Regions from separate parts of the Homo sapiens genome. Here region 1 is linked to region 2. The links are chromatin loops, found by intact Hi-C in ENCODE. Cell type or tissue: heart right ventricle. All regions are shown on one strand. Each heading gives the region's core, and the rest is flanking DNA. Links, peaks and the distances in the headings are about the cores only. Region 1 overlaps GAS2L3 (growth arrest specific 2 like 3). Region 2 overlaps ANKS1B (ankyrin repeat and sterile alpha motif domain containing 1B).

Region 1 (16,097 bases), core at 5,231-13,230, 1.5 Mb before region 2:
AAGGAACGCAGCTCCTCACCAGCAATGGAACAAAGCTGGACAGAGAATGACTTTGACGAGTTGAGAGAAGAAGGCTTCGGACGATCAAACTACTCCGAGCTAAAGGAGGAAGCTTGAACCCATGGCAAAGAAGTTAAAAACCTTGAAAACAGATTAGACAAATGGCTAACTAGAATAACCAATGCAGAGAAGTCCTTAAAGGACCTGACGGAGCTGAAAACCACGGCACGAGAACTACGTGAAGAATGCATAAGCCTCAGTAGCCGATTCAATCAACTGGAAGAAAGGGTATCAGTGATGGAAGATCAAATGAATGAAATGAAGTGAAAAGAGAAGTTTAGAGAAAAAAGAATAAAAAGAAACGAACAAAGCCTCCAAGAAATATGGGACTATGTGAAAAGACCAAATCTACGTCTGATTGGTGTACCTGAAAGTGACGGGGAGAATGGAACCAAGTTGGAAAACACTCTGAAGGATATTATCCAGGAGAACTTCCCCAATCTAGCAAGGCAGGCCAACATTCAAATTCAGGAAATACGGAGAATGGCACAAAGATACTCCTCGAGAAGAGCAACTCCAAGACATATAATTGTCAGATTCACCAAAGTTGAAATGAAGGAAAAAATGTTAATGGCAGCCAGAGAGAAAGGTCGGGTTACCCACAAAGGGAAGCCCATCAGACTAACAGCTGATCTCTCGGCAGAAACTCTACAAGCCAGAAGAGAGTGCGGGCCAATATTCAACATTCTTAAAGAATTTTAAACCCAGAATTTCATATCCAGCCAAACTAAGCTTCATAAGTGAAGAAGAAATAAAATACTTTACAGACAAGCAAATGCTGAGAGATTTTGTCACCACCAGGCATGCCCTAAAAGAGCTCCTGAAGGAAGCACTAAACGTGGAAAGGAACAAGCAGCACCAGCCACTGCAAAAACAGGCCAAACTGTAAAGACCATCGAGGCTAGGAAGAAACTGCATCAACTAATGAGCAAAATAACCAGCTAACATCATAACGACAGGATCAAATTCACACATAACAATATTAACCTGAAATGTAAATGGGCTAAATGCTCCAATTAAAAGACACACACTGGCAAATTGGATAAAGACTCAAGACCCATCAGTGTGCTGTATTCAGAAAACCCATCTCACGTGCAGAGACACACATAGGCTCAAAATAAAGGGATGGAGGCAGATCTACCAAGCAAATGGAAAACAAAAAAAGGCAGGGATTGCAATCCTAGTCTCTGATAAAACAGACTTTAAACAAACAAAGATCAAAAGAGACAAAGAAGGCCATTACATAATGGTAAAGGGATCAATTCAACAAGAAGAGCTAACTATCCTAAATATATATGCACCCAATACAGGGGCACCCAGATTCATAAAGCAGGTCCTTAGAGACCTACAAAGAGACTTAGACTCCCACACAATAATAATGGGAGACTTTAACACCCCACTGTCAACATTAGACAGATAAATGAGACAGAAAGTTAACAAGGATACCAAGGAATTGAACTCAGCTCTGCACCAAGCGGACCTAATAGACATCTACAGAACTCTCCACCCCAAATCAACAGAATATACATTCTTTTCAGCACCACACCACACCTATTCCAAAATTGACCACATAGTTGGAAATAAAGCACTCCTCAGCAAATGTAAAAGAACAGAAATTGTAACAAACTGTCTCTCAGACCACAGTGCAATCAAACTAGAACTCAGGATTAAGAAACTCACTCAAAACCGCTCAACTACATGGAAACTGAACAACCTGCTCCTGAATGACTACTGGGTACATAACAAAATGAAGGCAAAAATAAAGATGTTATTTGAAACCAGCGTGAACAAAGACACAACATACCAGAATCTCTGGGACACATTCAAAGCAGTGTGTAGAGGGAAACTTACAGCACTAAATGCCCACAAGAGAAAGCAGTAAAGATCTAAAATTGACACCCTAACATCACAATTAAAAGAACTAGAGAAGCAAGAGCTAACACATTCAAAAGCAAGCAGAAGGCAAGAAATAACTAAGATCAGAGCAGAACTGGAGGAGATAGAGACACAAAAAACCCTTCAAAAAATCAATGAATCCAGGAGCTGGTTTTTTGAAAGGATCAACAAAATTGATAGACCACTAGCAAGACTAATAAAGAAGAAAAGAGAGAAGAATCAAATAGCCGCAATAAAAAATATAAAGGGGACATCACCACTGATCCCACAGAAATACAAACTACCGTCAGAGAATACTATAAACACCTCTACGCAAATAAACTAGAAAATCTAGAAGAAATGAATAAATTCTTTGACAAATACACCCTCCCAAGACTAAACCAGGAAGAAGTTGAATCTCTGAATAGACCGATAACAGGCTCTGAAATTGATGCAATAATTAATAGCTTACCAACCAAAAAAAGTCTAGGACCAGATGGATTCACAGCCGAATTCTACCAGAGGTACAAGGAGGAGATGGTACCATTCCTTCTGAAACTATTCCAATCAATAGGAAAAGAGGGAATCCTCCCTAACTCATTTTATGAGGCCAGCATCATGCTGATACCAAAGCCTGGCAGAGACACAACAAAAAAAGAGAATTTTAGACCAATATCCCTGATGAACATCGATGCAAAAATCCTCAATAAAATACTGGCAAACTGAATCCAGCAGCACATCAGAAAGCTTATCCACCATGATCAAGTGGGCTTCATCCCTGGGATGCAAGGCTGGTTCAACATACGCAAATCAATAAACATAATCCAGCATATAAACAGAACCAACGACAAAAACCACATGATTATCTCAATAGATGCAGAAAAAGCCTTTGACAAAATTCAACAACCCTTCATGCTAAAAACTCTCAATAAATTAGGTATTGATGGGACATATCTCAAAATAATAAGAGCTATCTATGACAAACCCACAGCAAATATCATACCGAATGGGCAAAAACTGGAAGCATTCCCTTTGAAAACTGGCACAACACAGGGATGCCCTTTCTCACCACTCCTATTCAACATAGTGTTGGAAGTTCTGGCCAGGGTAATCAGGCAGGAGAAGGAAATAAAGGGTACTCAATTAGGAAAAGAGGAAGTCACATTGTCCCTGTTTGCAGATGACATGATTGTATATCTACAAAACCCCATTGTCTCAGCCCAAAATCTCCTTAAGCTGATAGGCAACTTCAGCAAAGTCTCAGGATACAAAATCAATGTGCAAAAATCACAAGCATTCTTATACACCAATAACAGACAAACAGAGAGCCAAATCATGAGTGAACTCCCATTCACAATTGCTTCAAAGAGAATAAAATACCTAGGAATCCAACTTACAAGGGACGTGAAGGACCTCTTCAAGGAGAACTACAAACCACTGCTCAAGGAGATAAAAGAGGATACAAACAAATGGAAGAACATTCCATGCTCATGGGTAGGAAGAATCAATATCGTGAAAATGGCCATACTGCCCAAGGTAATTTATCGATTCAATGCCATCCCCATCAAGCTACCAATGACTTTCTTCACAGAATTGGAAAAAACTACTTTAAAGTTCAAATGGAACCAAAAAAGAGCCTGCATTGCCAAGTCAATCCTAAGCCAAAAGAACAAAGCTGGAGGCATCATGCTACCCGACTTCAAACTATACTACAAGGCTACAGTAATCAAAACAGCATGGTACTGGTACCAAAACAGAGATATAGACCAATGGAACAGAACAGAGCCCTCAGAAATAATGCCGCATATCTACAACTATCTGATCTTCGACAAACCTGACCAAAACAAGCAATGGGGAAAGGATTCCCTATTTAATAAATGGTACTGGGAAAACTGCCTAGCCATATGTAGAAAGCTGAAACTAGATCCCTTCCTTACACCTTATACAAAAATTAATTCAAGATGGATTAAAGACTTAAATGTTAGACTTAAAACCATAAAAGCCCTAGAAGAAAACCTAGGCAATACCATTCAGGACATAGGCATGGGCAAGGACTTCATGTCTAAAACACCAAAAGCAATGGCAACAAAAGACAAAATTGACAAATGGGATCTAATTAAACCAAAGAGCTTCTGCACAGCAAAAGAAACTACCATCAGAGTGAACAGGCAACCTACAAAATGGGAGAAAATTTTCGCAACCTACTCATCTGACAAAGGGCTAATATCCAGAAACTACAATGAACTCAAACAAATTTACAAGAAAAAAACAATCGGCCCCATCAAAAAGTGGGCAGAGGATATGAACAGGCACTTCTCAAAAGAAGACACTTATGCAGCCAAAAAACACATGAAAAAATGCTCATCATCACTGGCCATCAGAGAAATGCAAATCAAAACCACAATGAGATACCATCTCACACCAGTTAGAATGGTGATCATTAAAAAGTCAGGAAACAACAGGTGCTGGAGAGGATGTGGAGAAACAGGAACACTTTCACACTGTTGGTGGGACTGTAAACTAATCAACCATTGTGGAAGTCAGTGTGGCAATTCCTCAGGGATCTAGAACTAGAAATACCATTTGACCCAGCCATACCATTACTGGGTATATACCCAAAGGATTATAAATCATGCTGCTATAAAGACACATGCACACGTATGTTTATTGCAGCACTATTCACAATAGCAAAGACTTGGAACCAACCCAAATATCCAACAACAATAGACTGGATTAAGAAAATGTGGCACATATACACCATGGAATACTATGTAGCCATAAAAAATGAAGAGTTCATGTTCTTTGTAGGGACATGGATGAAACTGGAAACCATCATTCTCAGCAAACTATCACAAGGACAAAAAACCAAACACCGCATGTTCTCATTCATAGGTGGGAATTGAACAATGAGAACACATGGACACAGGAAGGGGAACATCATACTCCGGGGACTGTTGTGGGGTGGGGGGACGGGGGAGGGATAGCATTAGGATATATACCTAATGCTAAATGACGAGTTAATGGGTGCAGCACACCAACATGGCACATGCATACATATGTAACAAACCTGCACATTGTGCACATGTACCCTAAAACTTAAAGTATAATAATAATAAAATAAATTAAATTAAATTTAAAAAAAGTCAGGAAACAACAGGTGCTGGAGAGGATGTGGAGAAACAGGAACACTTTTACACTGTTGGTGGGACTGTAAACTAGTTCAACCATTGTGGAAGTCAGTGTGGCAATTCCTCAGGGATCCAGAACTAGAAATACCATTTGGCCCAGCCATCCCATTACTGGGTATATACCCAAAGGATTATAAATCATGCTGCTATAAAGACACATGCACATGTATGTTTATTGCAGCACTATTCACAATAGCAAAGACTCGGAACCAACCCAAATGTCCAACAACGATAGACTGGATTAAGAAAATGTGGCACATATACACCATGGAATACTATGCAGCCATAAAAAAGGATGCGTTCATGTCCTTTGTAGGGACATGGATGAAGCTGCAAAGCATCATTCTCAGCAAACTATCGCAAGGACAAAAAACCAAACACCGCATGTTCTCACTCATAGATGGGAATTGAACAATGAGAACACATGGACACAGGAAGGGGGAACATCACACACCGGGGCCTGTTGTGGGGTGGGGGGACGGGGGAGGGATAGCATTAGGAGATATACCTAATGCTAAATGACGAGTTAATGGGTGCAGCACACCAATATGGCACATGTATACATATGCAACAAATCTGCATGTTGTGTACATGTACCTTAAAACTTAAAGTATAATAAAAAAAAAGTGGATAGAGGCCCTTCCTATGGTATTGTTTAAAATTAGATGCACTCCTTATAAGAAAACAGGATACTCCCCTTATGAAATACCGTTATCATAGGCCTCCTCCCATCCTATGGGGGCTTCCAGGCACTCCCTGAGAGTTAGGTGAAATTAAATTACAGCGACAACTACAGGTTTTAGGAAAAATTACACAAACAATCTCAACTTGGGTAAATGAGAGGTGTCCCATCAGCTTATTCTCCCCAGTTCACCCTTTCTCTCCAGGTGATCACATGTGGATCAAGGACTAGAACATAGCCCCTTTGCAGCCACGGTGGAAAGGACCTCAGATTGTCATCCTGACCACCCTCAAGGCTGTAAAGGTAGAAGGAATCCCAGCCTGGATCCACCACACCTGTGTGAAACCTGCAGCCGCTGAAACCTGGGAGGCAAAACCAAGCCCGGACAACCCCTGCAAAGTGACTCTGAGGAGGACGACAAGCCCTGCTCCAGTCACACCCAGAAGCTGACTGATCTACGCACGGCCAAAGCATGAGAAGGATCATCGTGGGACTCATTTTCCTTATAATTTGGACTTGTGTAGTAAAAACTTCCACTGATTTTCCCCGCATGGAGGACTGCTCTCAGTGTATACATCAGGTTACCAAGGTAGGGCAACAAGTTAAAACAATCTTTCTGTTCTATAGTTACTATGAATGCCTAGGAACTTTATAGGGAACATGTTTATATAATGACACTCAGTACAAGGTATGTAGCCCAGGAAACGACCAGCCAGATGAGCCAGATGTGTGTTATGACCCCTCTGGGCCTCCCGTGTCCACAGTTTTTGAGAGATTAAGGACCGAAGACTGGTGGGGACTCATAAATGATACAAGTAAAGTATTAGCCACAACAGAAGAAAAAGGGGTGCCCAAACGCATAATCTTGAAATTTGATGTCTGTGCTGTCATTAATAGCAGTAAGTTAGGAAGGGGATGTGGCTCTTTTAGTTAGGATAAAGGCTATATGACCGAAAATAAGTACATTTGTCATAAATTAGGACTGTGTGGAAATGAATGTGGATACTGGTCTTGTGTCATTTAGGCCACTTAGATAAAAAAAGAAAAGGATCCAGTCCACCTTCAGAAAGGAAAAAATGGCCCTTCCTGTACTAAGGGACAATGTAACCGCTTAGAGCTAGTAATAACCAATCCCCTTGATCCTCGCTGGAAAAACGGGGAGCGTGTGACCTTAGGAATCGACGGGGCCGGACTGGATCCTTGAGTAAATATCTTAGTTCGAGGAGAAGTTTACAAACGCTCTTCTGAGCCAGTGTTTCAAACTTTCTATGATGAACTAAATGTGCCAGTACCAGAAATTCCAGGAAAAACAAGAAATTTGTTTTTGCAATTAGCCGAGCATGTAGCCCAGTCTCTCAATGTCACTTCATGTTATGTATGTGGAGGAACTGTAACGGGAGATCAATGGCCATGGGAAGCCTGAGAGTTAGTACCTACAAACCCAGTTCCTGATGCATTCCTGGCTCAAAAGAATCACCCTGATAATTTCTGGGTCCTGAAAGCCTCAATTATTGGACAATATTACATACCTAGAGAAGGAAAAGAATTCACTCACCCTGTAGGATGACTTAGTTGTCTAGGACAGAAACTGTATAATAGTACCACAAAAACAGTCACTTAGTGGAGTTCAAATCACACAGAGAGAAATCCATTTAGTAAATTCCCAAAGTTGAAAACTGTGTGGATCCACCCAGAGTCCCACCGGGACGGGACAGCCCCCACTGGATTGTACTGGGCATGTGGGCATAGAGCTTATGCCAAATTACCCGACCAGTGGGCAGGTAGTTGTGTTATTGGCACTATTAAACCATCTTTCTTCCTACTGTCCATAAAGACAGGTGAACTCCTGAGCTTCCCTGTCTATGCTTCCAGCGAAAAGAGAAGCATAGCTATAGGAAATTGGAAAGATAATGAATGGCCCCCTGAGAGAATCATACAATATTATGGGCCTGCTACTTGGACACAAGACGGTTCGTGGGGATACCGGACCCTCATTTACATGATCAACCGAATAATATGGTTAGAAGTTGTCTTAGAAATAATCACTAATTAAACCGGCAGAGCCTTGACTATTCTGGCCCAGCAAGAAACTCAGATGAGAAATACTGTCTATCAAAGTAGATTGGCTCTTGACTACTTGCTAGCAGTTGAAGGAGGAGTCTGTGGAAATTTAACCTTAATAATTGCTGTCTACACATAGATGATCAAGGGCAAGTAGTTGAAGACATAGTTAGAGATATGACAAAACTGACACATGTATGTGCCCATGCAAGTGTGGCATGGATTTGATCCTGAGGCCATGTTTGGAAAATGGTTCCCAGTGCTAGAAGGATTTAAAACCCTTATAATAGGAGTTATAATAGTAATAGGAACCTGCTTACTGCTCCCTTGTTTGCTACCTGTACTTCTTCAAATGATAAAAAGCTTCATTGCTACCTTAGTTTGCCAAAATGATTCAGCACAAGTGTACTATGTGAATCACTATCCATCTGTCTTGGAAGAAGACATGGGTAGTGAGAATGAAAGTGAGAACTCCCACTAATGAGTGAGATTCTCAAAGATGGGGAATAAAGGAGGAGACCACCCCTCAAATTGTCTTATGCCCAGTTTCTGCCTCCAAAGAAAGAAGAAGTAAAAACTAAAAGGCAGAAATGAAATCCACAAGCAGACAGCCTGGCGCCACACCCTGGGCCTGGTAGTTAAAGATCAACCCCTGACCTGTTCTGTTCCGTTCTAATTACTGGTGCATGCAGCCCCGAGTCACGTACCCACTGCTTGCTCAATCGATCATGACCCTCTCACGCGGACCCCCTTAAGAGTTGTGAGCCCTTAAAAGGAACAGGAATTGCTCACTCGGGGAGCTCAGTTGTTGGAGACGTGAGTCTTGCCGAAGCTCCTGGTCGAATAAAGCCCTTCCTTCTTTAATTTGGTATCTGAGGGGTTTTGTCTGCAGCTTGTCCTGCTACAAGATTACCTGTCTCTAGAGTTTCCTACACTTCTGAATGATTCTAATTCCATCTTCTGTGAGACTAAGTGTACATAGATTTCTGGGTTGCTACCAGATTTTTGTTATCCTTTTGGTTGCATGTATTCATAAACCAATACATTATTCAAGAAAGCTAAAGTGACTCTCTGTTCTTGCAGCCATAAGAGCTGAAGTAAACACACCAGATCTTTCCAGAACGTCTTTGGGTCTCTTGGGCTACAGGCCAGCCAGGAGGATGCAAAGGTCTGGAAGGTGTTCTGTGATTCATAGCAATGTATTTTACAGAACAAGTTTCCTCTGTCATCTGCTGGAGCAGGGGGACAAGACATAAATGTCGAATCATGGGGAGCACCTGCTCAAAGCTGTGCTCCTCTTACATAATTGAAATGGCTGTAGGGAGACCAGCCCATCACACAGGAAGCTGGTTTGAGATTTCATCTCTGTTATCACGGTTTACTTATTAAGACTGAGGTAGAGCTTAATGGAGGGAGCAGGGTGGAATCGATTCCCAGTGTCACAGGAAATATTTTAGAGAGTTAGAAAAGCATCCTTGTATCAGGATGTGAGTTAATTTTTAAACTAATGGCTTACCCAGAGAAAGCTCAGATTTCATGTTTTCATTCACTTGTTTAGGACTTGATTCTCACTATTGTATTTTCTGAGTAACAACGCTTAGCAGTAAATGACTCTTGTTCTTGAGGCTGAGATACAAATATCAGTTTTTTTTCTTTTTTAAGTTTTACAGGCTCCCAATCTGAAGCAATATGGGAAAACACAAGCTGCTCTCATGGAGGTATTTTATCCCGTGAGTAAAATATATCACAAAGAAAGAAGTGAGTGGGCTACAGTCAAAAAGAACATCACATTAAAAAAAAAAAAAAAAAGACAACCCTGGAATGAAGATTGTAATCGCTTTAACAGCAGTAATTAGGCTTATTGTGATATCCCTAGCACCTAACTTAGTGTCTGAGTAGACACTTGATATCAGAGTAGGTGCTCAGAGAGCTTGTTTGCTAAATGAGCAAATGAATGATGTCTCACTGCATTGTGGCCAAGGAGACTGCTTTAGAAATAATCATAAATACATATAATAAAAGGAATTTACTGTGCTAGACTCAGTACATCGAGGACCTGTTGAAGGGGCTAGCACCTGGGATGATTACCATCACGCCCTGAGATGACTATCTCGATTATTTTGACTTCATTCTGCTGCTGAGAGATTGATTTTAAAGAAATAAAACTAACAGACTGAGTTTCCTCCTCTGTTCCCTGTGAGGATTAACTTGGGTGGCGGCAGGACACTTGCTAGTCTATGTCAGTGTTACGCTCCGAGTAGCCTCTCACAACCCTGAAAATAAATATTTTAAAACAAAAAAAAAAACCTAGACAATAAATTGGGACGTTTCCAGCATCTTTCTTCTGTAAAAATACTACAATCTCTAGATGTTAACGCAACAAAAGAAATCCGTAACTTTAAGGCCTCTCATAACTGCCCTCTTTTCCCCTCCCTCCTCTCCTCTCTAAAACAGGTTATGTCTGCAGGCTTCTTCAAACTCCACCACACCATTTTCTCAGGAAAAATCCCTGCACTGTAGGTGGGTCAACAAAATCAAGCTAGAGGTTCTCTTTACACATATTGATGGCTTATTTCTATCAGTAAAAGGATATTTCCTTCCCTCCTTCCTTTCTTCCACAAACATCTGGGCACTGTGCTAAATACAAGGGGTGCAACTGTGAACAAGTGAGACAGAGTTCTCATTCTAGGTTTGGTGAGAGATTTAGATAAGTAAATGGGAAATTACAGTGTTAGATGCAATGCAATGATCAAAAAAATGTAAGGTTGGAGGGTCTGGAGGCTTCTGAGTAAATGATATTTAAGCTGAGACACGAAGGGTAACTGTGTGCCAGGTGAAGAGTTGGGATGGGGGAAAATAATGGGTAAAGTCAAAGGAACAATGCCTGGCACCTATCTGCTGGTATCGCCTCTTAGGATTCCAAACTATTCTCCCTTAACTTCCCCATTGAGCCTCACAGATTTCAAAGGCTATAATTCTCAGCAGGGTTGATTTTTTTTTCCCCCTTACCTGTAAGGAGTCCTGGGGCTTCATGCACTCACACTTCAAAAGATGCTTTTTCTGATGCTTAGGGTAAACGGAAACACTGCAAATTGCTGTTTGAAGACACTTGCTTCATTTAATTTCAGTGCTTGGGATTAAAATAAAAATTTTAAATGTCACATTTCACTCCCCTTCCAAAACACACCACAGGTTAGCCTATTCTTTAACCATTCATTGTTGGATTCCGGCATGTCTAGCATGGTGCAATGAATTATTAAAGGGATCTACATAATACAACTTCGTATCACATCTTCAAGGCTATGTGAAAGAAATTTACATTTTTTTCTCTTTTGGGAGAAGCATATGAAACCTGCTCACTCAGAAGACAATCACTTATTTTTAAATGTTTTTTTTTTTTAAAGGAGGTTCTAGGGTTACTTACAGTAACTTTGATCAATGTCTATTTCTATTGCACTGTCAGAAAATTTAATTGCCAATACTGCATAAGCATTTTGTGCTAGATTTAACTTTTTTCTCATTCATTTATCCACCAAATATTTACAGAGCACCTTTATTGTATTGTCCTGGGACTGAATGCAATAATTCATTGTTCCAAGAACAAAGCTCTGTACACAGTGATTTATAAATATTAAACTAGAAAATACAAGAATATGCTAATCTCTAAATCTTCAAGTTTATAATATCTAATAAAGTATAATTCAAAAACAAGATTTTTCTAAGAAATAAAGAAAAAGCAAGAGGTGATATTCCAGGTGTTTTTTTAAAGATGCTACGTAAGTCCTATTTCTGGATATTAACGTGGAGTACAACTCAACACTTTGTGGAAAAGTATAAAAAGCTTTAAAAAATCATCCTTTAAATAAAATTCAATTAATCTAACCCAGTAGGTATTTTTATATTGACTAACAACTTTCTTGAGCCTTAGTTTCCTCATCTGTAAAAAAGGGAGTTCATTCATTTATTAACAAATAGTTACTGAACGCCTACCAAGTGCCAGGGACTGGTTTGGGCTTTGGGAGCAGTGGTAAACAAAACAGATGTAATTCTTACCTTCCTGGTGCTTACATTCTAATGATAATACCCATCTCATGGAACTGTTGGAAAAATTGCATGTTATGTAATTACAAGTATTTTGTGACTTGCAAAGTGCTATATAAACCCAAGGTTCTTGAATATGATTGTCTTATTCCTCTATCTCCCAGAATAAAAATCAGTAGGTATTAATAAATGATGGTTTGAGTAGATACTAGAGTTTTAACACTGCCACATTTCACTACTAGAAGTCAACAGTCATACACAACTCTAATTCATTCTATTCTATTTGTTCATTCCAATATAATTTGTGAAATAATTTACCTAAAGTAATTTAAGAAAATATTAAATAAATGTATCATATGAAACCCTAAAAGACTACCCACAAGAGGTTAAATATAATAGATAACATTTATTGAGCCCATATACCATGTAACAAGTACTGTGCTATTCCTGGCCGAATGCAGAAGAAATATTACATAATAATGTTTTATCACTGCAGTCTCTCAAGACAAACCACTTCATCACATGTACTAATTTTAAGATAAGTCATTGTCTACAATGTTTTTAATGACTGTTACTTTATGGCTATACCAATATTAATATTCTATAATTAACATCCTTATAACTAAATCTTTGCATGTATTATTTCCTCAAGTCTTACTGTGTTTTTCTACAAGAACAAAACAGTGTTAAGAAAACAGCTTAAATTTAATAAAATGTGTGCCTTTATATTTTCAGACTTACTGGCACATTTTAAATATTTTCCCGGGCCGGGCACAGTGGCTCACGCCTGTAATCCTAGCACTTTGGGAGGCCAAGATGGGTGGATTGCTTGAGCTCAGGAGTTCGAGACCAGCCTGGGCAACATGGTGAAACCTCGTCTCTACTAAAATACAAAAAATTAGCTGGGCGTGATGGCACACGCATGTAATCCCAGCTACTAGGGAGGCTGAGACAGGAGAATCACTTGAACCTGGAAGGCAGAGGTTGCAGTGGGCCGAGATCGTGTCATTGCACTCCAGCCTGGGTGACAGAGCGAGACTCCGTCTCAATAAATAAATAAATAAATATTTTCCCAATGTTACCCAAAATTTCATAAAATGAATTTTAGGTTATAAAATTTTACATTCACAAAGGGTTAGGAAAATACAATTAAAATTTTGTCTACGTTGTTTTTGTTTCCTTTTTTGGAAATGTCACAGGAAATATATATGGAATTAACTGCTTTTTATAATTGCTCTGGTCATGAATATAGGAAAAAGATGAGTATGCAAGAATATACTAACTGTATCAAAGTGTGAAATTAAAACAGGATTACAGGAATTGAAAATTGGAAATTCCTGATATCAGTCATCTTTGGTGAACACAATGCTTGTATGACCTATAGAATTCTACCTTGATAACCAACAAATTATCTCTATTATTTCAAACATTATTAAATGTGAGTCTGGTCTTTCTGGAAAAACATCCAGCATATACAGCAACTTGAGGAACAAATACTGTTGATTAATGACAAGGCCTTATAATCTCCTGGGTGCAGTGAAATAAATTCCACAAATATAAAGAAAGCATTTTAAACAGCACTCTTCTCAAATTATGAATTCTTCCTATATGCAATTTCCAACATGAATTAAGTGATCAGACTGTATTCAGAATACACCAAAAAAGCAAACTGAGACCTTGGTATATATGTTTAAATTTTAATACTCAAGAAAACAAACCTAAGTTAAAATTGGATACAAATACTGCTGGCATAAGAAAATATACACAAATTTGGATTCAAATGGGGTTATTATGTGAACCTGGATGTAAGACTACATCCTAACAACCTGTTGTTGAAGCCTTTTAATAAAGTAACAGATTTTAAATCAGATAGATATAAAAAGACTGAAGAAAAACAGTAACTTTTCCTTAAGTTCTCTTATCCATAAAGAATGACAAACTCCATATGGACAGTAAAGTTAGAGGTCATCCAATTTACCAAGGCATTTTGAACACATAAACCTTAAATACCTACTTTAAGCCCAAACAAGGTAAAAATAATCGGCATTTCATTGTGCTCCGAAGTTTAATTTTACATATCATGTTAACAAATTATAGAAAATAAAATAAAAGCATTTTCCATTTTTTTGAAAGTACACATCATTACTTCTCCCAGGTACTTCAGTAATTTAAGCTTAATACTCGTTTTATTAAACATTAAACACAAAAAAGAATTTACAAAATCTTGCACTGTTATTAAGAAGAGATGGAAAGTTCTCCCAACTTCAGCAATGTTAAGAGCTGTTTTTAAATTGTGAAAATGAATAGAAACACTAGCTCTTTAGGAGAATTTCAAAATACATCTGAAGAAACTAATTGTCTTTCGGATATTGTTTATTCAAACAAAACTTTTCGCTGGGTGTGATGGCTCATGCCTGTAATCCCAGCGCTTTGGGAGGCTGAGGCAGGTGGATCACCTGAGGTCAGGAGTTTGAGATCAGCCTGGCCGACATGGTGAAACCCCCATCTCTACTGAAAATACAAAAAAATTAGCTGGGCCTGGTGGTGGATGCCTGTAATCCCAACCACTCAGGAGGCTGAGGCAGCAGAATCACTTGAACCCAGGAGGCAGAGGTTGCAATGAGCTGAGATTGTGCCACTGCACTCCAGTCTGGGCAACAAGAGTGAAACTCCGTCTCAAAAAAGGAAAAAAACAAAACAAAACAAAACAACATTAAAAAAACACTTTTATTTTGGAAGGGTAAGCTATATATAAATAAAAATTCATTCAACATGAATGTAATTGGAGAAATTCCCTACTGCTGAAAAATAGTAATGTATAAACTGACTTCCAATTATTCAAATAAACCTTTTTCTTTTCTTTTTCTTTTTTTTTTTTTTTGAGACAGAGTCTCACTCTGTTGCCCAGGCTGGAGTGCAGTGGCGCAATCTTGGCTCACTGCAACCTCTGCCTCCCGGGTTCAAGCGATCCTCCTGCCTCAGCCTCCTGAGTAGCTGAGATTATAGGCATGTGCCACCATGCCCGGCTAATTTTGTATTTTTAGTAGAGAAGAGGTTTCACCATGTTGGTCAGGCTGATTTCGAACTCCTGACTTCGTGATCTGCCCAACTTGGCTTCCCAAAATGCTGGGATTGCCTGGCCTCAAATAAACAATTCTTTGGCTAATTCTGGAATTTGTGTCAGATGCCTGTGGGATACTTTTATTCCTGATCACATTTAACACAAAACTTAGTGTTTATATACTGTAAACAACATAAATTACATATTGTAAAATCTACTAGGATTCATAAATTGCCTACAATTCCATTTACTTTTTGCTTTCTTTTAAGTTCTAAAAGTTACTGATAAAGAAGTGTTACTTGGTTTTATAAGGGAATACTTGATGATAAAATTCTTCCTGTCTGAAAAGATGCACTAAATATTTCTGATCACTAAAAAGTAAAGCTTCTATCACCTCTTGAACATTGACTTCACTTTCCAAAGATGTATATATCATCTCTCTCAATGCCCAAGTCAATAGTCGAGTTAAACCAAGTATTTGGTGACTGTCTCTTTAAAGAAGAGAAGCATCACTTCTTCCAAAAACTAGCTTGCACACATCTTTGATTTTATCTGTACTCTTCAGGCAAAAGGTCATTTATCTTCATAGAAAGTTTTCTTGCTTTGTAATCTATAGAACACTAGTCGCCAGCTTAAAATGCTTATTCTATGATTGTACATTTGTGTAAACTATTATTTTTTTCTTCAGAAAACACATTTTAGTTTAAAACAGAGAAACACAAACCTGAATACTGAATAACCTAAGATAATTGGCAATACTGTGAAGTTTTAAAAGCACTCTTAAAACTTCTCAAAGTTCATTAATAATTTTTAAAGTCACCATCCCTTAAAAATAAATTATTTACAAGTATCACCTTAGGTTGATGGAGTTTATGCAGTCATTACATGATCAGGATATGCTTGAGAGACTGTGCCTACAGTGCAGAAAACCTTGAACATATCCTGTCTACTTGCCATTGGAAAACTGAAGGCAGCATAACTTTATTAAAGAAAAGTAACCTAATTGGAAGAAATTAATTAAAATTGGTATTGTGCTATCTAGAGAAAAATAATTTCATGATAGAATTTTTACATAGCATAACTCTAAAATTATTTTAACATCATCTTAATTTTAAAGTTGTTAAAACAT
Region 2 (16,097 bases), core at 2,891-10,890:
GGCTCTTCATAACTGTCTTTCTCTGTTTCTTTAAAACTAGCTAACCTACCATTTAGCTTATTTCCCTACTGTAGCTATTAGCCACTTTTTGATTGTTTGTCACCAGAATATCTCCACTGGGTTTTGGGGGGGATTTTTTTGTTTTGGTTTGGTTTGTTTTTTTACAGACAGGGTCTTGCTCTGTTACCCAGGATGGAGTGCAGTGGTGCAATCATAGCTCACTGCAGCCTTGGGGTCCTCCCATCTCAGCCTCCCGAGTAGCTGGGATGATAGGCACATGCCATCATCTCTGGCTACTTTTTAATTGTTCGTAGAGATAGAGGGCTTGCTATGTTGCCCAAGCTGGTCTCAAACTCAAGTGATCCTCTCACCTCAGCCTCCCAAATTGCTGGGATTACAGGAATGAGCCACTGTGTAACCTCCATTGATTTTGATAACACGTTTAGGCTTAAACTTCCGCACACTCTGTGTCAAATAACCTCAGTTTCACAAAAAAATGGAAAAACATTCTGTGCTCATGGATTGAAAGAATCAATATGGTTAAAATGGCCATACTTCCCAAAGCAATCTACAGATTCAGTGCTATTCCTATCAAACTACCATTTTCACAGAACTAGAAAAAACTTTTCTAAAATTCATGTTGAACCAAAAAGATCCTGAATAGCCAAAGCAATCCTAAACAAAAAGAACAAAGCCAGAGGCATCGCATTCCCTGACTTCAAACTATGCTATAAGGCTACAATAAACAAAATAGCATGGTACTGGTACAAACACAGATGCATAGACCTATGGAAGAGAATAGAGGACCCAGATATAAAGCCGCACACCTACAGCCACCTGATATTTGACAAATCAACAAAAATAAGCAATGAGGAAAGGACTCCCTATGCAACAAATTATGCTGGGATAGCTGGCTTGCGATATGCAGAAGAATGAAACTGGACCCCTACCTTTGACCATATACAAAACTTACCTCAAGATGGATTCAAGATTTAAAGTAAGACCTCAAACTATAAGAATCCTAGAAGAGGCTGGGCGTGGTGGCTCATGCCTGTAATCCCAGCACTTTGGGAGGCCGAGGCAGGCAGATCATGAGGTCAGGAGATCGAGACCATCCTGGCTAACATGGTGAAACCCCATCTCTACTAAAAATACAAAAAAAAAAAAAAAAATAGCCTGGTGTGGTGGTGGGTGCCTGTAGTTCCAGCTACTCGGGAGGCTGAGGTAGGAGAATGGCATGAACCCAGGAGGCGGAGATTGCAGTGAGCTGAGATAGCACCACTGCACTCCAGCGTGGGTGACAGAGCAAGACTCCATCTCAAAAAAAAAAAGAATCCTAGAAGAAAACCTAGAAAACACCATTCTGGACATCAGCCTTAGGGAAGAATTTATGACTAAATCCTCAAAAGCAATTGCAACAAAAACAAAAATTGATAAGTGGGACCTAATTAAATTAAAGAGCTTCTGCACAGCAAAAGAAATTATCAACAGAGTAAAAAGATAACCTACAGAATGGGAGAAAATATTTACAAACTATGCTTCCAACAAACATCTAATATCCAGAATCTATAAGGAACTTAAACAATTGAACAAATAAAAATAAATAACCACATTAAAAATGGGCAAAAGACATGAACAGACACTTCGCAAAAGAAGACATACAAGTGGCCAACAAACATACGAAACAATGCTTAACGTCACTGATCATCGGAGAAGTGCAAATCAAAACCACAATGAGATACCATTTCTCACCAGTCAGAATGGCTATTACTAAGAGGCATAATAATAGCTGCTGGTGAGGCTACAGAAGAAAGGGACACTTATACACTGTTGATGGGAATGTCACTTAGTTCAGACTCTGTGGAAAGCAGTTTGGAGATTTCTCAAAGAACTTAAAACAAACTACCATTTGACCCAGCAGTCCCATTACTGGGTCTATATCCAAAAGAAAATAAATCATTCTACCAAAAAGGTATCTGTGCTCATATGTTCATCGCAGCACTATTCACAATAACAAAGACACGGCATCAACCTGAGTACTCATCAATGGTGAATTGGGTAAAGAAAACATGGTACATATATACCATTGAATACTATGCATCCATAAAAAAAGAAAAAAAATTATATCCTTTGCAGCAACATAGATGCAGCTGGAGACCATTATTCTAAGGAAATTAATGCAGGAACAGAAAACCAAGTACTGTATGTTCTCACTTATAAGTGGGAGCTAAATATTGGGTATTCATGGGCATGAAGAAGACATCAATAGAAAGTGGGGACTACTGGAGTAGGGAAGGATGGAGGGGGACAATGTATGAAAAACTAACTATTGGGTACTGTGCTGAGTACCTGGTGACGGGATCATTCATGCCCCAAACCTTAACATCACACAATATACGCACGTGGCAAACCTGAACATATACTCCCTAAATCCAAAACAAAAATTGAAAACAAACAAATAAGTCAACCTCTTGGGGGAAAGCTTTAGAGCTTTTTGTTCTTATAAACTGACTCTCCCTTTAAGCAAAATCGTTGAGCCACTCTTCCAGGCATGGGGCAAGAATGATAGCCTCTGGTCTTCCTAGTTTACCTTTCTGGGCATGGAACCTCTACCCTATATGTAAGCAGTCGAGGGCAGTGAAGATCCCAGTATTTTTGGCCTGACCCAGCTGGGATGAACTTTCTATTCTATGAATGGGGTCTGGGTGGAAGAAAGGAGCCCCTGACCTCTCAGCCACACTCACCAGGAATTGAACCTCTACAGCTTAGATTTAGAGGAAATTGGAAATGCTGGCCTGCTCCTTTTGATGAGATCCCATGCCGCTTGGTTGGGATTTGAGGAGAAGGGGAGCCCTTTCTCTTGGACACATCCATCCAAAGTGGAGCATCTATGGAGATGAGTTGCAGGGAAGGAGGGGCCAGAGGGAGCTATGGCTCAAGTGCTACAGAATCTCAGAATCTGTTTTTACCAAGTTTTAGTGTCTGTCTTTGGAATAAACATTTTTACATTATATGCTCTTAGGACACTTTGCAAAGACTTTGATGGTTGGTTTTTGTTGGCATTGTTTTTGGTTTCTGATTGTGTAGGGTTTTTTGATTGTTTGTTTATAATTTTCAAGTTAAGTTTTTTGACTGGGGCTTGGACCTGTGGAGCTCCTCACACTGCCATTATGGGAGTAAAACCCCTAGAATTATTATTTTTTAAAAGACTATGACAAAGAAAATTCCTGTTTTCACCACATACTCTGAGCTTCAGTTTCCTTACGGTAAATCAGGATAATAATTCACACCACACTGCCTAGGACATGGTAGCCCAGAATAATGGTCAGTTTCTTCTTTCCCTCCTCTTGTCTCACTTTTGGAACTTAAAGACATTCTAGTTGAATAAAAGTTCCTGCCTAATTAGTGTGTTGTTATGCTTTAAGAATTTTAAGACTCCATAAAAGTATTTTAGGTAAAGAGAGTAATATATTTAAGCACTGTTACAGAGTGATCTTCAGACCTGAACCAAGATTCTTTTAGAGATTTGACTCATGAGAAAATACTTCAACAAAACCGCAAACAAACAACATGACTCAGGGTCTTCTTTTTTTTCCTTCTTCCCTCTCTTTTATACCTTCCTCACCCCATCCTCTCCCAGCTCACTTCCTCCATATATTATAACATTTTGTCAACATGTAAAAATTATTGAATAAAAATTGAAGGATTGAATACCTAAAAGAATAAAATTCAGGCAGTCTATATAAATTTTGTAAAGTAGTTCATAACCAGTATTTTCTCTGAGTTGTGTTCTTATATAGCAGTCTGAACCTTGAAATAATCCCCACCACAAATATACTGTCTTTTGTAATATATAATTTTATTTATTTTTATTGCTCTAAGAGGTACAAGTGCAGATTTGTTACATGGATATATCCAAAGTGGTGAGGTCTGGGCTTTTAGTGTACCCACCACCCAAATAGTGTACACTGTACCCATTATGTAATCTCCCATCCCTCACTCTTCTCCCACCCTCCCCCTTTCTGAGTCTCCAGTGTCTATTAGTCCACTCTCTATGTTTTGTGCACACACACATTTTTTCTTCCCTCTCCCTCTTTCCCTCTCTCTGTACTAAGAAATGAGAATCTCAAGAAAGGCATTTCCAATATCATTTATTCATTTAGTTACTCAGGCATTTATTTAACAAAGTTTATTTAATAAGCAGGATGTGTATCGTGCTCTGCCAGGTACTTGGCCCCTGGTTTGCATTTTAACAGATGAAACAGGTTTGAAGAGCTGGCCAATCAGCATGTGCCTTGCCAAGCCAAAGTGTCATTGTCGTGTTTGCTCAATTTCCATGTAGTATATTCAACTATTTATAATTCAAAATGACCAGGTGAAGCACTGTGGCTGTGATCCTAGGAGAAGCTATAATTGAGACTTTCCTTTTCTTCCACCTTGTAACAGCTTTAGAGCTGGCCAGGGACAAATAGTATCTTGTTTTTAGCTTCTCCTATAGGTAATGTTGAGCAACTAGAATCTATTAAAATTGATTCATAAACTACTACAAACTCTTTGATGTTATTAAAAGATCCAGGACCAATCAGCAACAAAATATAATCAAGTACTATGCAGTCCACCCAGGGCTGCTTATTCAAAAAGTGGATGAGGATGATGAGCTAAAAGACAGACATGAAAAAATCTGTTTAAAAAACAAGTTATCTTATTTTAAATAAATAATTTAGAGACTTGGGATAGAGTTAAAACTTTTTTTAAATTTGAAAATAGAATTTTTTGTACTTTGGATCATGAAATTACATTATTTTGTTTAGCAGGTATGTACTGAATCTTTACTATGTGAAATATTAGCAAAGCATATTGCCTGCTTTCAAAAAATAAGTCAGACACAAACAACTAAAATTGAAGGCAGAAAATATCTGTTACAATAGAGGGTCTAAAAATGCCATTTAAGACAGAGAAGAAAGAGATTTATTCGTGGTAGAGAAGATTAGAAGAGGTTTCATAATGGAAATAGCAACTGATTCAAAGCCAACAAATGGACAGAAATGTGGGGACATAATAAAACCAACCAAAGCCCATTATGGGCTGCCTTTAGAGACCAGCAAGTAATCCTGCCTGTCTGGGGCAGTGGAAAAGTGGAAATAAAGTTAGATGAACTGCAGTCAATCATGAAGACCCCAAAATGTCATCAGAGGAGTTGGGAGTTGATTTTGAAGACAACAGAAAACCACAGAAGGGTTTTGAGACAGGGAGTAGTAATCAAAACTGTGTCTTAAAGGGATTATTCTGACACCATGCATAAAATTGATTTTTTAAATATTAGAGGTAGAAAGATCAATATAGAAGTCGTTGTTTCACTAGGCTAGGTGGGCCTGAACTATGAGAACAAAATCAATGTAGGTGGCAGTTCTGTAAACTTAAAACAGGAAATAGAATCAAGGGAATGGATCACACTGGGAAGAGGGATGATAGAATTTGGGGACTGATTTCAGTAGTGAAAGAGGAGTAGAAGATGTTTTGAGGTTTAATGTCTGTGTGCCAGGAAAGTTGACAATGCCCTTAAAAAGAGAAAGGAAACAGAGAAAGATGAGGTTTGAGGAAAAAAGAAAAGCGATGTTTCATTTATTCAATAAATTTGTATTAGGCACTTACTATGTGCCAGGCGGCTGCTCTGGGGGGATGAGAGAGTTATCTTTAAATTTTAAAGCTCTTTATGTGGAAGAGGCACTGTTCTCAATCTGTGCTTCTCCGAAGGCAGAGCTGGAGCAGTGAGTAGAAGCAAGGTAGGAAGTGAAATATCTTTCTAATAAATTGAGGCTTCGTGAGAAGTAGTAAGAGCTCTGTTACAGGCAGTATTCAAGTAGAAGTTGGAAGATATTCCTCTAGGAACATTTTAGCCAGGGATGCCTACGTTAGGAAGAAGGTTAGACTAACCTTTCTGCAAGTTCTCTCCCAATCTTAAGAGTCTGTTTCTTCTGATGATCTAGTCCTGTGGGTTCTATTCTTAATCCCTGGTTTCTCCCAATTATTAAATAAATTACTCAGTCTATCTGCCATTCAGTAAAACTCACACATTTACATCTGTTATTCTTGAATTATTTTGGGTTAGGGCTCATCTTCTTTATTAAAAAAAAAATCTATCCAGTTAATGTTACCTTTATAGCTAATTTAGAATGGTAACCCTGGTAGATTGGGTTATAAATATCAGAGGGGAAAAAGGATTTCTTGTGCCTAATAATACTTTTGTTTGGAAGAAACCATGCAAACAAGAAATAAATTATCTTGACTTCAAGATTGCGATGCAGTTTCTGTATTTTGCAGTATTTCAAAAAAGAAAAAAATATATATCTCGGAGAGGCTTATTTTGCTATAGCATGGTAAAGAAACAGAATAATTATTCTCCAAACACTGCAAAGCTTCAGATCAGAAACGTTTATCTGTGCTCCATTTAAAAAGGAAGAAGAAAAGACAGGAAAGAAAGGAAAAGGAGAAAGGGAACCTGTCGTGAGCTCTGTTATAAGCTATAGTTCAAGCTTCGCATTTCCTGGTGTCTTTTGAAACGTAAAATTCCACAACAAATAGCTCTGTAACGTATAACCAGTATGAAGATTCAATTCAGATTTAAGCACTTTGGTTTGCTTTTGAATCTTGCTATTTTCTGCATTTGTTTTGACTGCTCTCATCATTCAAGATTGACGCTTGGATGGGTGTGTAGGAGGAAGCAGCAGCAGCAGGCTTACAGCTTGCAGACAAAAAAAATCTGCCTTATCTGATGGCTATTATTGAAAATGCGAGGTGTAGCCTGGGCTGGGTAATGAAGGGGAGCGAGCGAGGGGGAGCAAGGAGCATGGAGCTGCATACTGATGAGTGTAGGAGTACTTGATAAAAAAGAATTCTGGCTGCCGGCCGTGCATTGCTCATTGTGGAGTACTCCAACAATCACATAGAACGCAGACCAGCCCAAGCTGACAGCTTGATATGCCTTCTTCTGCTGCCTGGTTTTGGGGGCTGTATGACGTACTGGTCGGTAGTAAAGATTAATATGTAAGAAATGTGGAGCTAGGATCAAGTCATACTCCACAGCCTGCCTGGCAAACTATGTTTTACTTCTGACTTTGCTCTCTCGCTGAGAACATTAATCTGTCAAGCTGGCGGGCTCCTTTGATAGCAACTTTCCCAGGGGCATGATGTGGCAATGCCACCTCTCAGCCCAGGACTACCGCTATTACCCCGTGGACGGCTACTCCCTGCTTAAACGCTTCCCTCTTCATCCTCTTACAGGACCCAGATGCCCTGTCCAAACAGTGGGACAATGGTTGGAAAGCATTGGGCTACCTCAGTACGAGAACCACCTGATGGCTAATGGATTTGACAATGTGCAGTTTATGGTAAGAAGCTCTCTGTGTCCACGGAGCTGCCTTTTGTCTGTCTTTGCTTCTTATGTGTCTTACATGGCTCAGAGGCAGCCTGATTTGCACCAAAACTGGTCAGATTTATATATGTAACTGCATTGGAAAATTGGATGCCCTTAGGACTGAACTTGCTGTGTACATATAGACTCTTGCTAAAAAATGAGATCTGTATGTATCCATATACATATGTGTTATATGAATGAACTGGTGAGAGTGCTATTTATAGGCAGTGAAAGAAGATTAATATTGATATTCTCCCTGTCATTCTTGGTATGATTTTTTAAATAAATTTGTAATCTTAGAATACTCGGATTATATCACTCTTCAGCTAATTCTTGATTCTTATATTATTTCACTTGAGCATCAGCATTTAGTGGTTAATGAGACAATTTGTTGTGTTTATGGTGTGAAGATCATTTCTTTTCCTGATAATTGTTCAATAAGCAGTTTAAATCATGTGGACAACCTTCAGTTCATTAGCAAACTGCTTCAGATGGTCAATTATGGAGAGCGTTTACTTCCACTTGCTGATTGAAGAGCGATGAAGTATTGTTTATTACTTTAGGTGGAAAATAAACACTTTGGTCATTTAGCTGTCAATATTTAGAAAGAAAGGTTGGTGGAGTAAGTATAGTCATGTACTTCTGAATTCTGGTCTACATGCAATCTAAACCTGGCATGTGCTAACTTTCCACCGTTTTGCATATAGGTGAGGAAGGAGGATGGGGAACTGTGCAAACCGACAATTCAGCTTTCTAATCATTCCCATACCTCCCCCAGTGCTCATCAGTTCCCCTTGTTAAGCTACGTCACAGCTCTATTACCTTTCCTTGCTTTTAAGTACCCATCACACATATCACTGATCCCTAAGTTTAGAGAGACCTACATAACACAGGCATGTAACACACAAATGACTTGTGGAAATAAGTAATAGCCCTGCCTAAATACAGTAATAGGGCTGACACCTGCAGCTTACTAGTACCAGAAATGATAACACAATAGTGACAGCTGATTAGATTTTTTAATTTCTATCTTAGATTATTTTTCTCTGAGGTTGACTTGAATATTATAGATTTGAAGATTATTAACATTATTCAACTTCTGCTCCTTCTCCAAAAGTATGTATGCCCAAGAGTTTTTAAAAATAAAAAAGACATAAATATAGTAAGATATATGAGCTCTAAGTAATTGCATGCACAGAATGCTTTATGAGTGATTTGTTGGTTTTTTTATACTGATATATGCAGCTACTGTTATTTTTCTTGTGTTTATCAAGTACTGTCACTGGTTATATAGACAAGATATTTGGGTATTGAAATGGAAAAAAGTGAAAGTTCTTCAATTGCTATGAAAGTCTTAGAACACTGGGCAGATTTAGGACAGACTTAGGACACTAAACAGATGGCATTAAGAATTAGAAGAACTATCAAACAGAATTGAAGTCTTTTTTTATTATTTATGTTTACTGTACATTTCAATATCTTAATTATTTCTCCCTATGTCTACTTGAAATAAGGGTTTCTCATTCCCAACCCTGAAACCCTTGTCCAAATTTATTCTGGTCCCATGAGAAGTTAGGTCTTTGGATTTCCTGGATCATTTGGCCAAGCTGAAAGACTTTAATTCAGCTTATTTTTCCTCTGAATGTTAAACACTTATGAGCAAATATAATACCTTTTTGAAAGCCTCGAACTGAAAGGTTAATCAAACAGGTTTCAAATAAGCATTCAAAGAGAGATCGTAAAAATTATTCATGAATGAATCATGTATAAGCACTTCAAAATTTATATGGAAGGCAAAATCCTGGATATACATGATGTAACCAAGGTCTAATCATAGATTATATTCTTTACTTGTTTAATTCAAAGTATTTGGTATAATTTTCTAGAAAATAAGAAAATATTATTAACTTAGATGGGCCAATCAAATACTTTCTTCATGAGACAGAATTATCTTTTAAAAAAACTTTGAATTGCCATTTAGAGGAGTTAATTAATTATGAAAATGAAGCAAATCATGAAGTGGTATAATCAATTAGTGCTTTACATGCTGTTATACACCATTTATTTGCTACTAGTATCATAAGCGATTAATTTCTACCTTTATAAAAATTATTTATTGATCTACATAATCTAATTTATGTAATTGCAAACTTAGTTAAACACATGAATATGATTGGCTTGCTCTAAGAAACATATTTCTTTAATGTGGTGAAAAATCTGTTAGACTTGCTTAGTCTCCACTCAGTATCATATTCTAGCTTTTGTTTTTCTTGAAGCACATTCTGACCTGCATTTATTCCTCCTGTTGCCTAAGCAACAAGCACCACACTCCTATTAACTATGATGTAGTGCATGTCTTATTAGTGTTTTTGAACAAGACAGTAGAAATCAAAAGGGTATAATTAATGTTGGTTGAAACATCATAGTGCATCCATGCATAGATGTACTTTATTTAGGAAATATTTTCAGGAGTTAATTTTTTATTCAATCAAGAATCCATTAATGAATGTGCATTTAAAGTGTCCATATAAGTCACTTAAAGTATTTATTGAAAGCTTTAAAAATTATTTGCTAAATCTGTTCTACATACATACTCTCACACATAAATGCAACACTTGGATGATTTATCTCCATAGCTATTATTATCTTTAATAAGGACTATTTTCACCAATGTCTAGATATGGTTAGAAAAGAAAGACCCCAGTTGTTTTTTGTTTTTGGTTTTTTTTTTTTTTGAGTGGGAGTCTCACTTTGTTACCCAGGCTGGAATGCAGTGGTGTGATCTCAGCCCCCTGCAGCCTCCATCTTTCCAGTTCAAGCGATTCTCCTGCTTCAGCCTCCCAAGTAGCTGGGATTACAGGTGTGCACCACCACACCCGGCTAATTTTTGTAATTTTAGTAGAGACAGGGTTTCACCATGTCGACCAGGCTGGTCTAGAACTCCTGATCTTAAATGATCCGCCTGCCTTGGCCTCCCAAAGTGCTGAGATTACAGGCATGAGCCACCACACCTGGCCCCCAATTGTTTTTAAATATTTGTCAATTATTGCTCCTCCTTCAGGCTGATATTTATCCTTGATTTTACTGATGTGTGATTTTTTCCCTGTATCTTAAAGACAAAATTTCAAACAACTTTTCCTTTGTGTATTTCATTTTGATTTTCAGTTTGGTTTGTAGAATAGTTGTGCACATAGTTTAGATCCTTCTGTGCCCTTAAAAATGTAAAATAAATAGAAATTTGTACAATCAATGAATAGTTTCAGAAGTACATCAGGTCACCTAAGACTTAAGGAGAGTCACATCTATGTTAAAACCAGAAGCCCCTTCACAACAGAATCTTTTGTCTGAAAATCTGCCCAGATCCCACCTTACCTGTTTATCCCCTCAGAAGTCAAATATCATCACCTCCCTCCTGCTTGGCAAAGCCTACCTGATACTCACTAACCTCTGGGAATGCTGCCATGCCTTCTGACATTTCACTCACTTCCCCTGAGTTTGCAACATAGAGAATGTGTCTAAGTTTCGACATTTTTTTTCACCAAGGAGTTTAGGTATGAAGTGATTACTATACAAAATGTGCATGCTTATTTATTTCCTTGTTATATTTGTCTCTACCATCATATTTATTTTTCAAAGTCTAATGACTGCTTCCTAAATTTTAAGTCCCAAAGAATCTATTCTTATCTTAATAACTTTGCTCATCTGTATTCTCTACCCGCTCCTCCTGGACAGACATTTCCTTTCCTTCCCTGCTGTCTTTTATCCTCAAAGGTATAACTCAATTCTTGCCTAGTTTAGGTAGCTTTCTTTAATGGCTGCAGTACAGAACAGGCTCTTTTCTCCTGAACTCACGCAGTGGTTACATTTGACATGAAAAAAATACATTTGGCATGCCATGATTCTCTCTCTAGAATTAGGAGTTAAGTTTTCACTTGTATGTATCTTGTCTCCCCAATTAGACTGAAAGCTTCTCAAGTCCAAGTTCTGTGTATTCAGTTTCCTTGCTTTCCTCACAAGTCCCAGCATAATGCTGTGTGCGTAGAAATCAGCCTGTAAAAACTGAAAGCACAACAGATTGTTGTAGGTGGACCTCCAGTCTCATTTTTAAACTGGAAGCCTTATTTTGCCAATGGGAACATGGACCATTAGTACCCTTCACTCATTCATGCAGCAAGCACTCCTTAGATATCATTTCTGTGCCAGAGACAGTGTTAAGTACTAGGGATGTAACAGTGAATAAGACATGACCCTTACCTTCAAGGGGAGTACAGTATTTCCCTCAGACCTATATTATTTGCATGCACATCACACATACACACGTTTCTTCATGCACACATGGGTGCACACACACTACACCACAGGGATCTTGCCCCTCATTCTTCACATAATCACCATCGCTCAACATATGTATTTACTAGCAATTGGTGTGTCAGCAGCAAATTACAGTAGATAATAGAAGAGGTAAAATCTATCATAGCTTGAAATAAAGGAAGATGAAGATACTGATGATATCAAAACACTGGCAATGTTATGGTAGATTCATAGTCTGAAGACTGTATTAAGGAGTTTATATTACTTGGAGGAGGACTGACCAATAACCTCACCATGATAACTAGCTGACAGTTATATTTATAAACTAATCAAAATGGGAGAAGAATGAAATTATTACCAACTCATTTTTTAAAGCACCTCCTGCATTTCTAACAATTGCCATCTAGATTGACTTGGAATGCTTTGACCCTTATTAAAATGTTCAAAATGCAGCCTTTACAGAATAAGAAATAACAATAATACTGATAGCCCTACATGAATTGGCATTTTCATACACTTGGGTGGATAGCATTCATAAAGGGCTTGCTGAAGGTTAAAGTGAGTAGTGCCTATTAGACACTGAAGTGGAACCACAGAGCTCTTGGAGTCATCCATTTCAACAAAACATTTGCGCATGATAGAGCTCATACGTATTTCATTAAAACTTTTTTCCCATTGCTATGGTGCATTTTACACGTTAATGGACTTACATCTCTTTTCCACTTTTACATAACTTTTCTATAATGAAAACATCATTTGCAGTTGGCCTGAAAAAATGACCTTTTAAGTATCTTAGTAGCATATTGTGATCCAAATAAGAAGTTAAACTTGTGAAGTAGAAAAATTAATTGTCCTTAAAAGGTGAGATTAGTCACCCCCCTCCCCCCGTGATAATTTCTTGTTCCAATATTGGTTAGGAAAATTTTGTGAACTTACTGAGATTTAAAGATACAAGAGAAAAATACCTGCCAAATTTCCTATACCTTCTTATTTCTCAAACAGTCTAGGCTCAGAGTTGAGTGGGTGGCCTTATGTTGAAAGTACAGCTATAGTTTTCTAAAATAATTTAAGCCAATAGTTACAAACCCACTTTTGAAAGAAAAAAAAATAACCTTTTCAACTGCCGGCATTTAAATATCTGTTGGTATCTAAAAGTCAAAGCCAAGCAGGAATTATTGTTTATCTGGACAACAGCTTAATTACAGATATAATAGGCACAGCCTTACAGTGGTGTGAGATAGAACCAAAGTAAGACTTCTCATTTCCACTATCTTGTTTCTCTATGATTCAGTTTACTCATCTGTAAAATCAATCTAATGAGTAGTCTAGAAGAAATGTTCTTTCCAATTGTTATTTAATATTTTGAGCTCTTTAAAGAGGCAAGTACAATATTGGCGCTGGCAGAGCTACTAATTGTTCTTGTATATCCCATTAGCCTTGCACGAATACTGATTGCTTGTGCAGCAGAAAGTCAGAAATGAGGGCATGTGCAGGGATGACCATCTTAGAAGAATGGCTTTCAGAAAAAAAAAAAAATTGCCATGATTCAAATCTTGTGTTAAAAAGGAGCCTTTTCCTCCTTCTGGAAGTTGCTCTGATTAAATTTTTAAGCATTAAAATATGCTGCCCCATTTTCTAATAATGCAGTATATAATACAACTCCCATTACTAACTAATGCTCACATGAATAGGCCTTTAATTTAGTCATGCAGCATATTTGCGTAATTTGATCTCCAGTATTACTTCAAATGACCAGATATTTGAGATGAGAAATTTACCTCATGAATCAGAAAAGTTACCAAAGCTGCTGAATTACAGCCTAATTTTAAGAAATCCAGCCACAGTCATATTTCTACTCTTCTTTAAAAAGACAAATCTCTCAAACAAGTGTTCAGTGGCAGTGACCTCCATTTTCTCACTTCCAACCACTTCCTTAACCCTATAATCCAGCTTGTTTCTCAACTTTTCTGCTGAAATTGCTCTCTTTTAAGTCAGCTCTGATCTGCTTCTTACCAGTTCCCTGCCCCCTGCTTGTTCTTCCACTTTTCTTCTCTTAGCTCTCTTTACAATATCTGATTTTCACTATCCACTCCTCCTTGTTATTTACTCCCCGTTTGTGTTCCATGACAGTATACTCCCCTTTGCAATCACCCCTGTTCTTCTACTTCTCCTCATGCCTCCAAATAAGGGTGGTGCTCTACACCTTTTCATCCCTTAGGGAGATCCCTGGTTCTCATAGATCCATATCTGTTCTCCATGTTTCACCTCTTTCTACCTGGTTCCCAGTGCTGTCCAGCTACTCAATAGATATTTCCAAATGCAAAGAGCGTTTAGCACAGACCTGGCATAGAATAAATGCCCAGTAAATGTTAACTATCCTACAGCCAGAGTGATCTTTCTAGAGCACACATTTGCTTTAGCACTACTCTGCTTAAAATCCTTCAAAGGTTCTCAGTTACCTATGGGAGAGATTATAGGGCATTTCTAAAATCCTTAATATGGTTTTCATATTTAGGATCCTTAATGACCTGGCCCAAACTGATTTTCCTGCCTTATCTTTCACCGCTTCCTCTTTTTGCAATAGAGAACTGCATGTTTTTCTTTCATTGCCTGGCTTTGCACATGCTACTGTCTCTGCCAAGAATGATCTTCCTTTCCCTCTTAACTCCTTTTTATCCTTTAGCTCTAAGCGTACTTGTCACTTTTTTTAGCTCTCAGTTCTTTTCTCAATCTCCAAGTATGGGTTAGGAACTCTCCTTCTATAGTACCCTTTTGAAAAACTTATCTTACAGGGGTACATTACCTCTTTACTTGTCCATCTATCCCCACCACTTCTGCCATATATAAACACTAGAACAGGGGCCAGCAAACTTTTTCTGTAAAGGGCCAGATGGTAAATATTTTAGGCTTTGCAAGCCACATGGTCTCTATTGCAACTACACAACACAGCTATTGTAGCATGAAAGCAGCCATAGCCAGTACATAGATAAATGGGCGTGGGCATGTTCCAATAAAACTTTATTTACAAAAACAGGCGGATCTGGTCAATGGGCCATAGCTCGCTGACCCTACTTTCAGTTTCGAGCTCCTCATGAGTTAGATGTATGCTTTTATCCCCTGTATCTCCAGGCACAGCCCATAGTTTACACATGTAGACATAGGAAATGTTTAATGAGAGGAGGAAGAAAGCAGATACCGAGGAAGGACAGGAAGAAAAGAAAGAAAGCAGGAGAAAGGGAGTGAGGAGATCAGGCAGGTGGCTACATGAAGGGTTTCTGAAGGCCTGTTTAGTTTAAAGAGAAGCCAGCCAATAGCTGAGGCTGTTCAGAGCACGATCCAACCTTCAGGAGTCTGACGAGAGCTAGAGAGGGTGTTTTTGCTTTAACCAAGCCGACTAGAGTATATTTTCAGCAAGGAATTGCACAGGCACAGGAACTAGAAAAACACAGCTGCAAAGGAAGCCTGTTGTTCCCTCTGTTTGGAATTCCTTTTTCTTCCTTCTTCACCTAATTGCGTATCATTGTTCATGAATCAGCTTAAGCATCACTTCCCCCAGGAAGTATTCCCCAACACTATCCTGCCGTCTGGCTGGCGTAACTGTCCCTCCTCTGTGCACCCACGGTGCTCTGTTCTTAGCCCTAAGCTAGTCCTTATTCTATTGCATCACAGTTCTTTTATCTATTCAGATGTCTGCTTCCCCATCCCCCTAACAGAAAGTAAATTCCTTAGAGGCAGAGATTGGGTCTTGTTCATCTTTCTAGTCCTAAAGCCTACCACAGGGCTTGGCATATAGTAGCTTCTTAATAAATATTGATCAAATGGAATTTTTAAGTTCTATATATTTCCATGTAAATTATCCCATATAATTCTCACCATATACTGTAAGCATTAGTATACCCATAATTCTATATAGTTTCATATAATTCTATATAGTTCCATATATTCTATAAAATTCCATATAAATTATCCCATGCTAAGTATTAGTATACCCATAATTCTATATAGTTCCATATAAATTATCCCATATAATTCTCACCAATACGGTCAATATTAGTATACTCACAATTAGAAATAAAGAGGATGAAACTCAACAAGGTTAAAAAAATTGCCAGCAGAGCCTAGATTTCAAAACCAAACCTCTGTAACCTAAAAGTCCCTGCTTAATTCAGTAAAAGGACAGAATTTCACCACTTCTCCCTTCACTTATTCAGTGATTGTTTCTTGAGCCACTGCTATACTGCAAGCACTAAACAAGATACTAGCCCTGCCCTCAAAGCACTCCGTTTGTCATACTTCTGGTCCTTTGAGAGACTTTATCTTACCTCTTAGCTTCTCACTTGCTTGCTCTGCTTGTCAAGAGGATGTCTGCTTT

Evidence for each region. Peaks named below come from ENCODE experiments on the same cell type or tissue, not always from the same donor. Only the 100,000 strongest peaks of a DNase experiment are listed, where the experiment ranks them.
Region 1: a loop joins it to region 2, with 22 times the contacts of the local background. A loop is called at or near these places in 2 of 110 quality-filtered maps.

The regions. Positions count from the first base shown.
Region 1 is chr12:100,625,780-100,641,876 of GRCh38, reverse strand. GAS2L3 (growth arrest specific 2 like 3) reads right to left here. Exons shown (of 10, transcript NM_174942.3): 10 at 13,589-16,097. Among named protein-coding and RNA genes, the nearest start is that of GAS2L3, 60 kb to the right of the region's middle. In heart right ventricle, for the core only: no CTCF peak of the experiment used is centred there; no DNase peak of the experiment used is centred there.
Region 2 is chr12:99,145,580-99,161,676 of GRCh38, reverse strand. It overlaps ANKS1B (ankyrin repeat and sterile alpha motif domain containing 1B), which reads left to right. Exons shown (of 27, transcript NM_001352186.2): 15 at 7,282-7,388. Among named protein-coding and RNA genes, the nearest start is that of GARIN6, 490 kb to the left of the region's middle. RefSeq lists an enhancer at 6,557-7,056. In heart right ventricle, for the core only: no CTCF peak of the experiment used is centred there; a DNase peak (open chromatin) is centred at 6,929; H3K4me3 peaks cover 1,651 bases; H3K27ac peaks cover 641 bases.